Regions from separate parts of the Homo sapiens genome. Here region 1 is linked to region 2. A link is a contact called in ENCODE POLR2A ChIA-PET data. All regions are on one chromosome and are shown on one strand. The core of a region is the stretch at or near the end of the contact, and the rest is flanking DNA. Distances in the headings are between cores, read along the strand shown. Region 1 holds the start of TMEM179B (transmembrane protein 179B). Region 2 has its middle 61 kb from the start of SCGB1A1.

Region 1 (5,606 bases), core at 3,016-5,515, 310 kb after region 2:
TCATACCTTTTTAGCATCTGTAGAAATTATCAAATGATTATACGCTTTAAAAATTAGGTGTTGGCGCCGGGCGCAGTGGCTCACGCCTGTAATCCCAGCACTTTGGGAGGCTGAGGTGGGCGGATCACAAGGTCAGGAGATCGAAACCATCCTGGCTAACACGGTGAAACCCCATCTCTACTAAAAATACAAACAATTAGCCTGGTGTGGTGGCGGGCGCCTGTAGTCCCAGCTACTCGGGAGGCTGAGGCAGGAGAATGGCGTGAACCCGGGAGGCGGAGCTTGCAGTGAGCCGAGATTGCGCCACTACACTGCAGCCTGGGCGACAGAGCGAGACTCTGTCTCAAAAAAAAAAAAAAGTTAGGTGTTGCCACTGTGATAATATTAAGAGGGAGGATCTTTTTTTTTTTTTTTTGAGACGGAGTTTTGCTCTTGTCGCCCAGGCTAGAGTACAGTGGCATGATCTCAGCTCACTGCAACCTCTCCCTCTTGGATTTAAGCAATTCTTCCACCTCACCCTCCCGAGTAGCTGGGATTACAGGCACGTGCCACCATGCCCACCTAACTTGTATTTTTAGTAGAGAGGCAGTTTCATCATGTTAGCCAGGCTGGTCTCAAACTCCTAGCCTCAAGTGGTCTGCCTGCCTCGGCTTCCCATAGTGCTGGGATTATAGGCATGAGCCACCACGCCCAGCCGATTATGTGGTTTAATATGACAAGTTCTATTCTGTTGATATGCTAGGTGTATTAATGGATTCTTCTTCTGAACCACTTTTGTATACCTGGAATAAGTTCTATTTGTTGCTTTTGAGATTTTTGTTTTTTTGAGATGGAATCTTGCCAAGATGGCGCCACTACACTCCAGCCCGGGCGACAGAGTCTCACACTGTCGCCCGGGCTGGAGTGCAGTGGCGTGATCTCGGCTCACTGCAACCTCCACCTCCCGGGTTCAAGTGATTCTCCTGCCTCAGCCTCCTGAGTAGCTGGGACTTACAGGCACGCACCACCAGGGCCAGTTAATTTTTGTATTTTTAGTAGAGACGGGGTTTCACAATGTTGGCCAGGATGGTCTCAATCTCTGGACCTCGTGTTCCGCCCGCCTCGGCTTCCCAAAGTGCTGGGATTACAGGCGTGAGCCACCGGTGCCTGGCCATATATATATATTCTTAATTTTTTTTTTTTTTTTGAGACGGAGTCTCGCTCTGACACCCAGGCTGGAGTCCAGTGGCGCCATCTTGGCTAACTGCAACCTCCGCCTCCCGGGTTCACGCCATTCTCCTGCCTCAGCCTCCCGAGAGTAGCTGGGACTACAGGCGCCCGCCACCATGCCCGGCTAATTTTTTGTATTTTTAGTAGAGACAGCGTTTCACCGTGTTAGCCAGGATGGTCTCGATCTCCTGGCCTCATGATCCGCCCGCCTTGGCCTCCCAAAGTGTTGGGATTACAGGTGTGAGCCACCGTGCCTGGCCTATATTCTTAATTTTATCATCAATTTATATTGGATTTTTATCAGATGGTTTTTCTGCATCTTTTGAAATGATCCGAAGGCTTTTCAGCTTTTGTTTTCCAATGTTATTACAGATTTCCTGATAGTAAACAATCTTTATAGTTCCATGATACACTAAACTATGTCATGGGATAGTCGTAAAGAAAAAACCCAAAGCTTTTATTGGACTGTAATGCATTTTAATTTACTTGTGGGTCTGCTAAATTTTAAAAGGGTTTATATTCAGGAGTGAAATTAAACATGTTTCCTCTCATGTACTGTCCTTGTCTGGTTTTAGAATCAGGGTTATACTGGCCTTACAGAATGATGTGGGGAGTATTTCTTTTTTATATTTACTTTAATAAGATTTAGATCATCTTTTTCTTTTCTTTTTTTATTTAATAGAGATGAGGTCTTCCTACATTGCCCAGGCTGGTCTCAAACTCCTTGGTTTAAGTGATCCTTTGGCCTTCCCAAAGTGCTGGGATTACAAGCGTGAGGCACTGCACCTCGCCTATCTTTTTCTTGAGTGTCTGTAGACTTTTGTAAATTCTGGCATGGTATTTTCTTTCCTTTTTTTTTTTTTCGAGACAGAGTCTCACACTGTCACCCAGGCTGGAGTGCAATGGCGCGACCTCGGCTCACTGCAACCTCTGCCTCCTGGGTTCAAGCGATTCTCCTGCTTCAGCCTCCCGAGTAGCTGGGATTACAGGCGCTCACCACCATACCTGGCTAATTTTTTGTATTTTTAGTAGAGACGGGGTTTCACTGTGCTGGCCAGGGCTCGTCTCGAACTCCTGACCTCCTGATCCGCCTGCCTTGGCCTCCCAAAGTGCTGGGATTACAGGCGTGAGCCACAGCGCCCGGCTGGTATTTTCCTTATAGGCCCAGCTGGTATTTTCCTTATAGTTAATTCTTTTTTTTTTTTTTGAGACGGAGTCTCACTTTGCTTCCCAGGGTGGAGTGCGGTGGTGTGATCTCGGCTCACTGCAACCTCTGCCCCCCGAGTTCAAGTGATTCTCCTGCCTCAGCCTCCCAAGTAGTTGAGATTACAGGCAACTGCTACTGCGCCCAGCTAATTTTTGTATTTTTAGTAGAGATGGGGTTTCACCATCTTGGCCAAGCTGGTCTTGAACTCCTGACCTCAGGTGATCCACTGGCCTCGGCCTCCCAAAGTGCTGGGATTACAGGCGTGAGCCACAGCGCCTGTCCAATCACAGGATTTTAAATTGTATAATCAGAGTCCAAGTCTCTGGTTGGTTGTTTTTATGCAGATTGTTTGAACTGAGTCTCAGTTTACATCTAAGTGAAGCCAGTACTTGCCTGATTGTATAGGGTAGCAGTATGCAAACTAAATTTTGGAGTTGTCAGTAATGAGCATTATTTAGCACACAGGGCAGTGATATTGGGTATATTTTTTATTGTCTCCCTTTGTACCTTATCTTTATTCCCAATGCCTAGCTTAGGTATACAGTAGGTTCCAAATAAATATATGGTTGAATATGCCAATCAGGGAATTTAGGAGGATTGAGCCCTGTCTAGGATCAGAGATAAAGGTAGGTCTTTCATGGGAAAGGGTCCTTGAGAGGGAATAAGTATCAAAGACATGCTAACTGTATTCCTTCTCTTCCTTCCAGGCAGTAGAACGAGTCCTGTACCCACACCTGTCCACCTACTGGACAAACTTGCAGGCTGTGCTGGATGATTATTCAGTATCTAATGCCCAGGTCAAAGCAGATGGACACAAAGTCTATGGAGCCATTCTGGTGAGTACCGTCCCCTTCCAGCCTCCCTTCCCTGCATGAGCTTAGCAGCCAAGCAGGCTTACTTTGGAATATTTGATGGGCCCAGGTTCCTCGAATTTTTTGCCTATCTTAGTCCTTGGCTCTTACAGGTGGCGGTAGAGCGACTGCTGAAGATGAAGGCCCAGGCAGCAGAGCCCAACAGGGGTGGCCCAGGTGGCAGGGGGTGCCGGCGCCTGGACGACCTGCCATGGGACAGCCTTCTCTTTCAAGAGTCGTCCTCCGGGGGCGGTGCAGAACCCAGCTTTGGGTCCGGCCTCCCGCTGCCGCCAGGGGGCGCGGGGCCGGAGGACCCTTCTCTTTCGGTGACCCTGGCCGACATCTACCGGGAGCTCTACGCCTTCTTCGGTGACAGCTTGGCCACACGCTTTGGCACCGGCCAGCCTGCACCCACGGCTCCGCGGCCGCCCGGGGACAAGAAGGAGCCGGCGGCAGCCCCGGACTCGGTGCGGAAGATGCCGCAGCTGACGGCAAGCGCCATAGTCAGCCCGCACGGCGACGAGAGCCCCCGGGGCAGCGGCGGAGGCGGCCCCGCGTCGGCCTCTGGGCCCGCCGCCTCTGAGAGCAGGCCCTTGCCGCGCGTGCATCGGGCGCGCGGGGCACCCCGGCAGCAGGGCCCCGGGACCGGCACCCGCGACGTTTTCCAGAAGAGCCGTTTCGCCCCGCGCGGCGCCCCGCACTTTCGTTTCATCATAGCCGGGCGGCAGGCTGGGAGGCGCTGCCGCGGGCGCCTTTTCCAGACTGCCTTCCCCGCGCCGTACGGGCCTAGCCCGGCCTCGCGCTACGTGCAGAAACTGCCCATGATCGGCCGTACCAGCCGCCCCGCCCGCCGGTGGGCGCTCTCGGACTACTCGCTGTACTTGCCGCTCTGAGTCAGTGGCCCCTTCGTTCCTTGTAAATAAATCCCGCCCCCGGAAATGACGTCTCCACCTTCGTGGGTCGCGCCGGATAAGGTGGGCTTTGGGCGGGGTGCTGCTGCAGCGGCGCTTCCTGGTGGTCAGGGCGCCATGGCGCTGTCCTGGCTGCAGCGCGTCGAGCTTGCGCTCTTTGCTGCCGCCTTCCTGTGCGGGGCCGTGGCGGCCGCGGCGATGACTCGGACCCAGGTGCGGCTGCGGGGCGGGGTCAGGTAGGCGGGGGAGCTGGCCGGTCTGGACATGGCGAGGCCACTTTCGCTTTCCGACCGGGCTTGCTGCTGCTCGGAGCCGGTGGACCTGGTGAGGCACGGCTGGCGCCGGCCTGTACCTGAAATGCAGCGAGGCTAATCGCGCTTTGTGGCTCCTCCTGGCCAGGTCATACTTCGAAGTTGTCCCCTCGCCAAAGGGACGGGTCAGTAGCGTCTTAAAGCACTAGGTGGAGTCGGGTTTCGTGGCTCCTGCTGCACAGCCTTACTGTGGTTCCGAAACAGAAGTCAGTGCAGAACCTGCGTCCATCCGTTAAATCAGAAGCCATTTGTGCTGAGCTTTGTCGAGAAATAAAGCATAGTGTAGTGGAGATGATCAAGCTGCCACATGATTGTAGCACAGTGTGTTAAATGACAAAATGAGAGATGGAGAAAACGCTGACGTAAAGGTAGAAGCCAATAATTTACATCGTTTACCCCAGCCAGGTAATCTGGTTAATAAACATGGGTTCATTTAATGCCTATAAAGTAGGCACTAGTGTGCCTATTTTACACCATGAGAAAACCTCAGAGATCCGCCGGGCGCGGTGACTCACGCCTGTAATCCCAGCACTTTGGGAGGCTGAGGCAGGCGGATCACTTGAGGTCAGGAGTTCGAGACCAGCCTGGCCAACATGGCAAAACTCTGTCTCTACTAAAAATACAAAAATTAGCCGGGTGTGGTGGCTCATGCCTGTAATCCCAGCTACTTCGGAGGCTGAGGCAGGAGAATCGCTTGAACCTGGGAGGCGGAGGTTGCAGTGAGTCGAGATCGTGCCATTGCACTCCAGCCTGGGTGACGAGCGAATCTCCATCGCAAAAACAAAAACAAAAACACTGGCCGGGCCTGGTGGCTCACGCCTGTAATCCCAGCACTTTGGGAGGCCGTGGCAGGCGGATCACGAGGTCAGGAGATCAAGACCATCCTGGCCAACACGGTGAAACCCTGTCTCTACTAAAAATACAAACAATTAGCCAGGCATGGTGGCGGGTGCCTGTAGTCCCAGCTACTCAGGAGGCTGAGGCAGGAGAATGGCATGAACCCAGAAGGCAGAGCGTGCAGTGAGCCGAGATGGCGCCACTGCACTCCAGCAAAAAAAAAAAAAAAAAGCACCTCACAGATAGTTATTTGTTGAAGGATATACAAGGCCTGGGTTTA
Region 2 (5,401 bases), core at 1,494-3,993:
GCCTAGGCAAAAGAGTGAAACTCCATCTCAAAAAAAAAAAAAAGTTATAAAAAGCAGGGGGATCCCAGTCAAGCCCTGGGCCAAGGCTTTCCAGAGGTGGTGATGGTTGTGCAGAAACCTGGAAGATAATTGGCTTAGGGGATGGGGGGCCTTCCTGGCCAAGGAGTAACATGTGTATAGGTACAGAGGCCTCTGGAACATTTGAGGAAGCGAAAGAAGGCCAGGGTGGTGAAGCCCGGGACCTGTACACCAAGAGCAAAGGGAAGTCAGGTGGACTCAAAATCCTCCCAGGAATTCCTCTCCGCAGGACTCAGTGCTATCTTAAGAGCAGAGCCCCTGGCCTCCCATCTCCTCCCCCACTATTCCAGGTGGTTTCTTAGAATGGCCTCTCACCACCACCCGCAGCCTCACCCAGCAGATCTGGTCAGGTCTGGTCAGCACACACATTCGCTCTTCTTCTCAGCTAGGGCCCAGGGGCTAAGCAGGAGCTGGGGCTGAGCCCCTGAGGTCTTTTCACACTAAGACTGGACCCTCCAGCCCCTGACAGGGCTCACCCCAGGGCTCCCCAACAAATTCAGGAGAGCAATGATACAAGAATGCCTCTTCTTTGATTTTGTTCTTGTCCTTTACTTCTCCCAAATTATTGCCCCTAGCAATGCCTAGAAAACAGGACAGGGTGCCGGGTGCCGGTGGCTCACTCCTGCAATCCCAGCAGTTTGGGAGGCCAAGGTTGGGGCTTGGAGATGGAGATTGCTTGAGCCCAGGAGTTCCTGACCAACCTAGGCAACACGGCAAGACCTCATCTCTACAACAACAACGACAAAAATTAGCTGGGCATGGTGGCACACGCCTGTGGTCCTAGCTACTCAGGAGACTGAGGTGCGAGGATCGCTTGAACCCAGGAGATCGATCCTCCTGCAGTGAGCCGTGATCATACCACTGCACTCCAGCCTGGGTGACAGAATGAGACCCTGCCTCAAAAAAAAAAAAAAAAAAAAAGAGAGAGAAAAGAAAAGAGCAAAAGAGGAAAATGTACACCATTAATACACCATTAAAAAAATCCCTCCTAGGCCTTTGATGACACTGTTTCACTAATTTTTTTTGTTTGTTTGTTTGTTTCTAAAACAGAGTCTTGCTCTGTCTCCCAGGCTGGAGTACAGTGGCGCAATCTCAGCTCACTACAACCTCCGCCTCCTGGATTCAAGTGATTCTCCTGCCTCAGCCTCCTGAGTAGCTGGAACTACAGACACATGCCACTGCGCTCGGCTAATTTCTTTTCATTAATGTTGACACAGTTAAGATGACAGAGTCTGTCTACTTCAGCACTTATTGTAATAAGATAGTAGGACAACTTTTCTAAGAGCTTTGCTTTCTTTTCTTTTTTTTTCTTTTTTCTTTTTTTTTTTTTTTTTGATACGGAGTTTCCCTCTTGTTACCCAGGTTGGGGTACAATGGCACGATCTCGGCTCACTGCAACCTCTGCCTCCCAGGTTCAAGTGATTTTCCTGCCTCGGCCTCCCGAGTAGCTGGGATTACAGGCATGCACCACCACGTCTGGCTAATTTTGTATTTTTAATGGAGACAGGGTTTCTCCACGTTGGTCAGGCTGATCTCGAACTCCTGACCTCAGGTGATCCGTCTACCTCAGCCTCCCAAAGTACTGGGATTACGGGCGTGAGCTACCCTGCCCAGCCCCTTTTTTTTTTTTAAGAGAGCCATTACTTGGGTAGTTTGGGGTCTGCGAAGTGCTAAAAATACTAGAAAATTACCTGAATATTTTTGTCAGGCCAACATTTTTGTCTTGGGTACAAGGAGGGTGGGAAGTTTGCCAGACTGCTCATAAGCCTTCTATTAAGATGTTTCCCTAAGAACCTGTCACCATGCAGAGGGGAATACCCCATACAAGCAGCAGGTCTCCATCTCCCCAACCAAATGCCTTCCATTCCCTTCTTCCACGACGCACGAAACAGATAAGGCATGAAATCAAAGCTCTCTTTCCAGAACCGGCTCTCCAAGTGGGTGATCCATTCCTGCATGCAATCTTGTCCTTTTGCCTGTTTAACTGTGAAACTATTCTTGAAAGTATTCCAAAGTGGCTTTAGGGAATATTCATATCTTGACTGTTTTTCACTTCAATAAAAAGTTAAGGCAAACTTGGCCCATTCCGGGGAGCTGGAATCCAGAGGGGAGGGAGATGAGGTCCCAGTGCTCCTTCTGGCTGGGTTCTGCCGGATTTATAGGAGGGCCTCACACCCCTCACCCCTGATTTCAAGCAGGAGGGTAGCAGGCAGAGCTTGGGAAGCCTCACCCGGACCCTGCCACCTGCCAGGAAGGTCAGGGCCCTGCTCCCCTGCCTGTGCCCACTGCTGGGAGCAGGCTGGACCCAGTGGCCAGCTGTCCTGGACAGTGACAGCCACAGAACCCTCAGCCCTGCCAATCTTGCCTCGGATCCTTTCTAAATCCCTTTAGCAGTTGATACTTTAGGGGTGGGAGGAAATAAATCTCAAGGGTTAAATTAAATTTCTGCTTGTGACAGAGTTCACTCCAGGTACATCCATTCAGAGGCTAATCAGGCAAACCTGAGATTAACAGAGAAAGGCCTGACTTTGCCAGGCACAGTGACTCACGCCTGTAATCCCAGCACTTTGGGAGGCCGAGGTGGGTGGATCACAAGGTCGGGAGTTCAAGATCCGCCTGGCCAAGATGGTGAAACCCCGTCTCTACTAAAAAATACAAAAATTAGCCGGGCACGGTGGCGGGTGCCTGTAATCCCAGCTACGTGGGAGGTTGAAGCAGGAGAATCGCTTGAACCCGGGAGGTGGAGGTTGCAGTGAGCCGAGATTGCGCCATTGCACTCCAGCCTGGGTGACAGAGCAAGACTCTATCTCAAAAAAAGAAAAGAAAAGAAAAGAAAAAAAAGAAAGGCCTGACTCTTTCTCAGTGGTCCTGGACTCTGAAACCCTGACCTCTGTCCCCAAACAGGGCCTTCCTTCCTGAGCTCTCTGCTATGCAAGGAATTCTGCGTGCAGTTAAAAAAAAAAAAAAAAAAAAAAAACCTGGATTTGCTGCCTTCTGGTCTGACCAAGTTGGAATGCGCAGCGTGAAGAAATGCTCGTTGCCTAGGCAGGAACAGCCATCCACAGGAAAACAGACCTCAGTAAATAATGTCCTCGACCTTCCCCCAAAAGCCCAGAGGCTGCCTCCTGTGAGTAACCGATGAAACCCGAGGCGCTCCTGTAGCTCCTGGGCTGATCCCTCTCCAGGAGATGACTTGGATGAGAAGGAAGGTGCTATGGGCTTCTCTTTTCTTTTTTTGGTTTTTTTTTTTTTGGTTTTTTTTTTGTTTTTTTGAGACAGAGTTTCGCACTTGTTGCCCAGACTGGAGTGCAGTGGCGCAGTCACGGCTCACTGCAACCTCTGCCTCCCGAGTTCAAGCAGTTCTCCTGTCTCAACCTCCCGAGTAGCTGGGATTACAGGTGCCCACCACTGCACCCAGCTAATTTTTGTATTTTTTAGTAGAGACAGAGTTTCACCATTTTGGCCAGGCTGGTCCTGAACTCCTGATCTCAGGTAATCCACCCACCTCGGCCTCCCAGAGTGCTGGGACTACAGGAGTGAGCCACTGTACCTGGCCTTGGGCTTCCCCTTTCTTCCATTTCCCTTGCACCATCTTTGTCTGGACCCTCAGGGTCTCGTCCCTGCCTCCACACCTCCCACCCTCAAACCTACCATTGCTACCCAAAAACCTCCCTAGACCTCAGCTTCTAGCAAGTCACCCTTCAATACTCTTTATTTTTTATTTATTTATTTATTTATTTATTTAGAGACTGAGTCTCGCTCTTTCTCCTAGGCTGGAGTGCAGTGACACGATCTTGGCTCACTGCAAGCTCCGCCTCCCGGGTTTATGCCATTCTCCTGCCTCAGCCTCTTGAGTAGCTGGGACTACAAGTGCCCACCACCATGCCTGGCTAATTTTTTGTATTTTTAGTAGAGACGGGGTTTCACCGTGGTCTCGATCTCCTGACCTCGTGATCGACCCACCTCGGCCTCCCAAAGTGCTGGGATTACAGGCGTGAACCACCGCGCCTGGCCCTTCAATACTCTTTAAAGTCTGAGTTCTTCAACCCTCTGCCTTGATGTTAAGACCTTTTACGATCCATCTCCGCCCTCTTGCCCCATCTCCCCCACCATTCCCCAATGCATGCCCTGTGTCGGGTGAGGTCAGTCTCTCTTCCCTGCTGGGTCAGCCATGCTCACTCCATCCCTGGCCCGTCACTCATGTTGTCTACATGTGGAGCTCTCCTTCAAGGCCCAGCTCATATCTCTCTTCCTCCATGAAACCTTCATCAAGATGTATTTAGGCCGGGTGCAGTGGCTCACATCTGTAATCCCAGCACTTTGGGAGCCCAAGGCGGACTGCTCACTTGAGGCCCGGAGTTCGAGACCATCCTGGCCAACATGGGGAAACCCCATCTCTACTAAAAATACAAAATTTATCCGGGCGTGGTGGTGCGTGCCTGTAGTTCCAGCTACTCAGGAAGCTGAGGCAGGAGAATCATTTGAGCCCAGGAGGCAAAGGTTGCAGTGAGCTGAGATCGCGCCACTGCACTCCAGCCTAAGTGACAGAGCGAGACTGTCTCAAAAAAAAAAATGTAGTATTTAACAGAAAGGACTCTGGAGCCCCCCTGGGTTCAAATACTGGCTTTGCCCTTCCGTTCTCTCAATGACTTTGGGCAAATTACCTAATCCTTCTGTGCCTCAGATTCCTCCACTGCCAAATCGGGATATAATTGCACCTACTCACGAGAGCTACCGTGAGGATGAAATAAATGACATCACATAAAGCATTTACGCCATGCCCGACACATAGAAAGCACCTCAGAGGGTGAGTGCTTACTGTTACCTGAGCATGCCATCCCTCCCTCATACTCTTTTCCCCAGAATGTCTCCATCTAGCATGGTAGAGACCACACCTGTCAAATTCATCTTGTACTGCTCACTGCAATTTCATGTGTAGCAAAGAGGAACAGGAACATTTTATCTGTAATCGTAGCATCGATAAGCAATAGCTTATTCATGAATGTAAAATATTCCTCATTCGTAATGTGCAGAATAAGCAGGAGAACTGGCCCTGCTTCCTCCTGGTATAATTTAACCCTTAAGAGGCCTAGGAGGAAAAAGACAGGGCAAACTATCAGGAACACAAAGACACACAAAAACGTCCACAGGATGGTCATTTGAACACCAAAAGGACAATCATTTGAACGACATGGTTTCACACCAAGAAGCACTGCCTGGAGAGTGACCTGGTCAGAGGTGGGAAACTCCACCAGCATCTGTTCCTCCTGAAAGTGAACAGCAGCCGAGTGACAGAAGACCCCGAAGGCCCAGGGCCCAAGGG

The links. ChIA-PET counts read pairs that join two places held with the same protein, here RNA polymerase II (POLR2A).
Region 1: POLR2A ChIA-PET joins it to region 2 with 23 read pairs in PC-9. The contact joins the promoter of TMEM179B here to the enhancer-like site in region 2. POLR2A ChIA-PET finds 5 or more read pairs at or near these places in 5 of 52 experiments (B cell, BJ, PC-3 and 2 more).

Annotation. Positions count from the first base shown.
Region 1 is chr11:62,783,137-62,788,742 of GRCh38, forward strand. TMEM179B (transmembrane protein 179B) reads left to right here and starts at 4,266. Exons shown (of 5, transcript NM_199337.3): 1 at 4,266-4,391. The coding sequence starts at 4,296. TAF6L (TATA-box binding protein associated factor 6 like) reads left to right here. Exons shown (of 11, transcript NM_006473.4): 10 at 3,124-3,252; 11 at 3,381-4,206. The coding sequence ends at 4,160. It also overlaps a transcript of TMEM223 not described here. RefSeq lists an enhancer at 3,337-3,536 and a silencer at 3,787-3,896.
Region 2 is chr11:62,477,773-62,483,173 of GRCh38, forward strand. It overlaps a transcript of AHNAK not described here. Among named protein-coding and RNA genes, the nearest start is that of SCGB1A1, 61 kb to the left of the region's middle. Within about 2 kb of position 2,744, at least 6 of the 41 ENCODE cell types and tissues checked have a DNase peak (open chromatin) inside an H3K27ac peak, as active enhancers do; they include PC-9, where a contact is called at or near this core.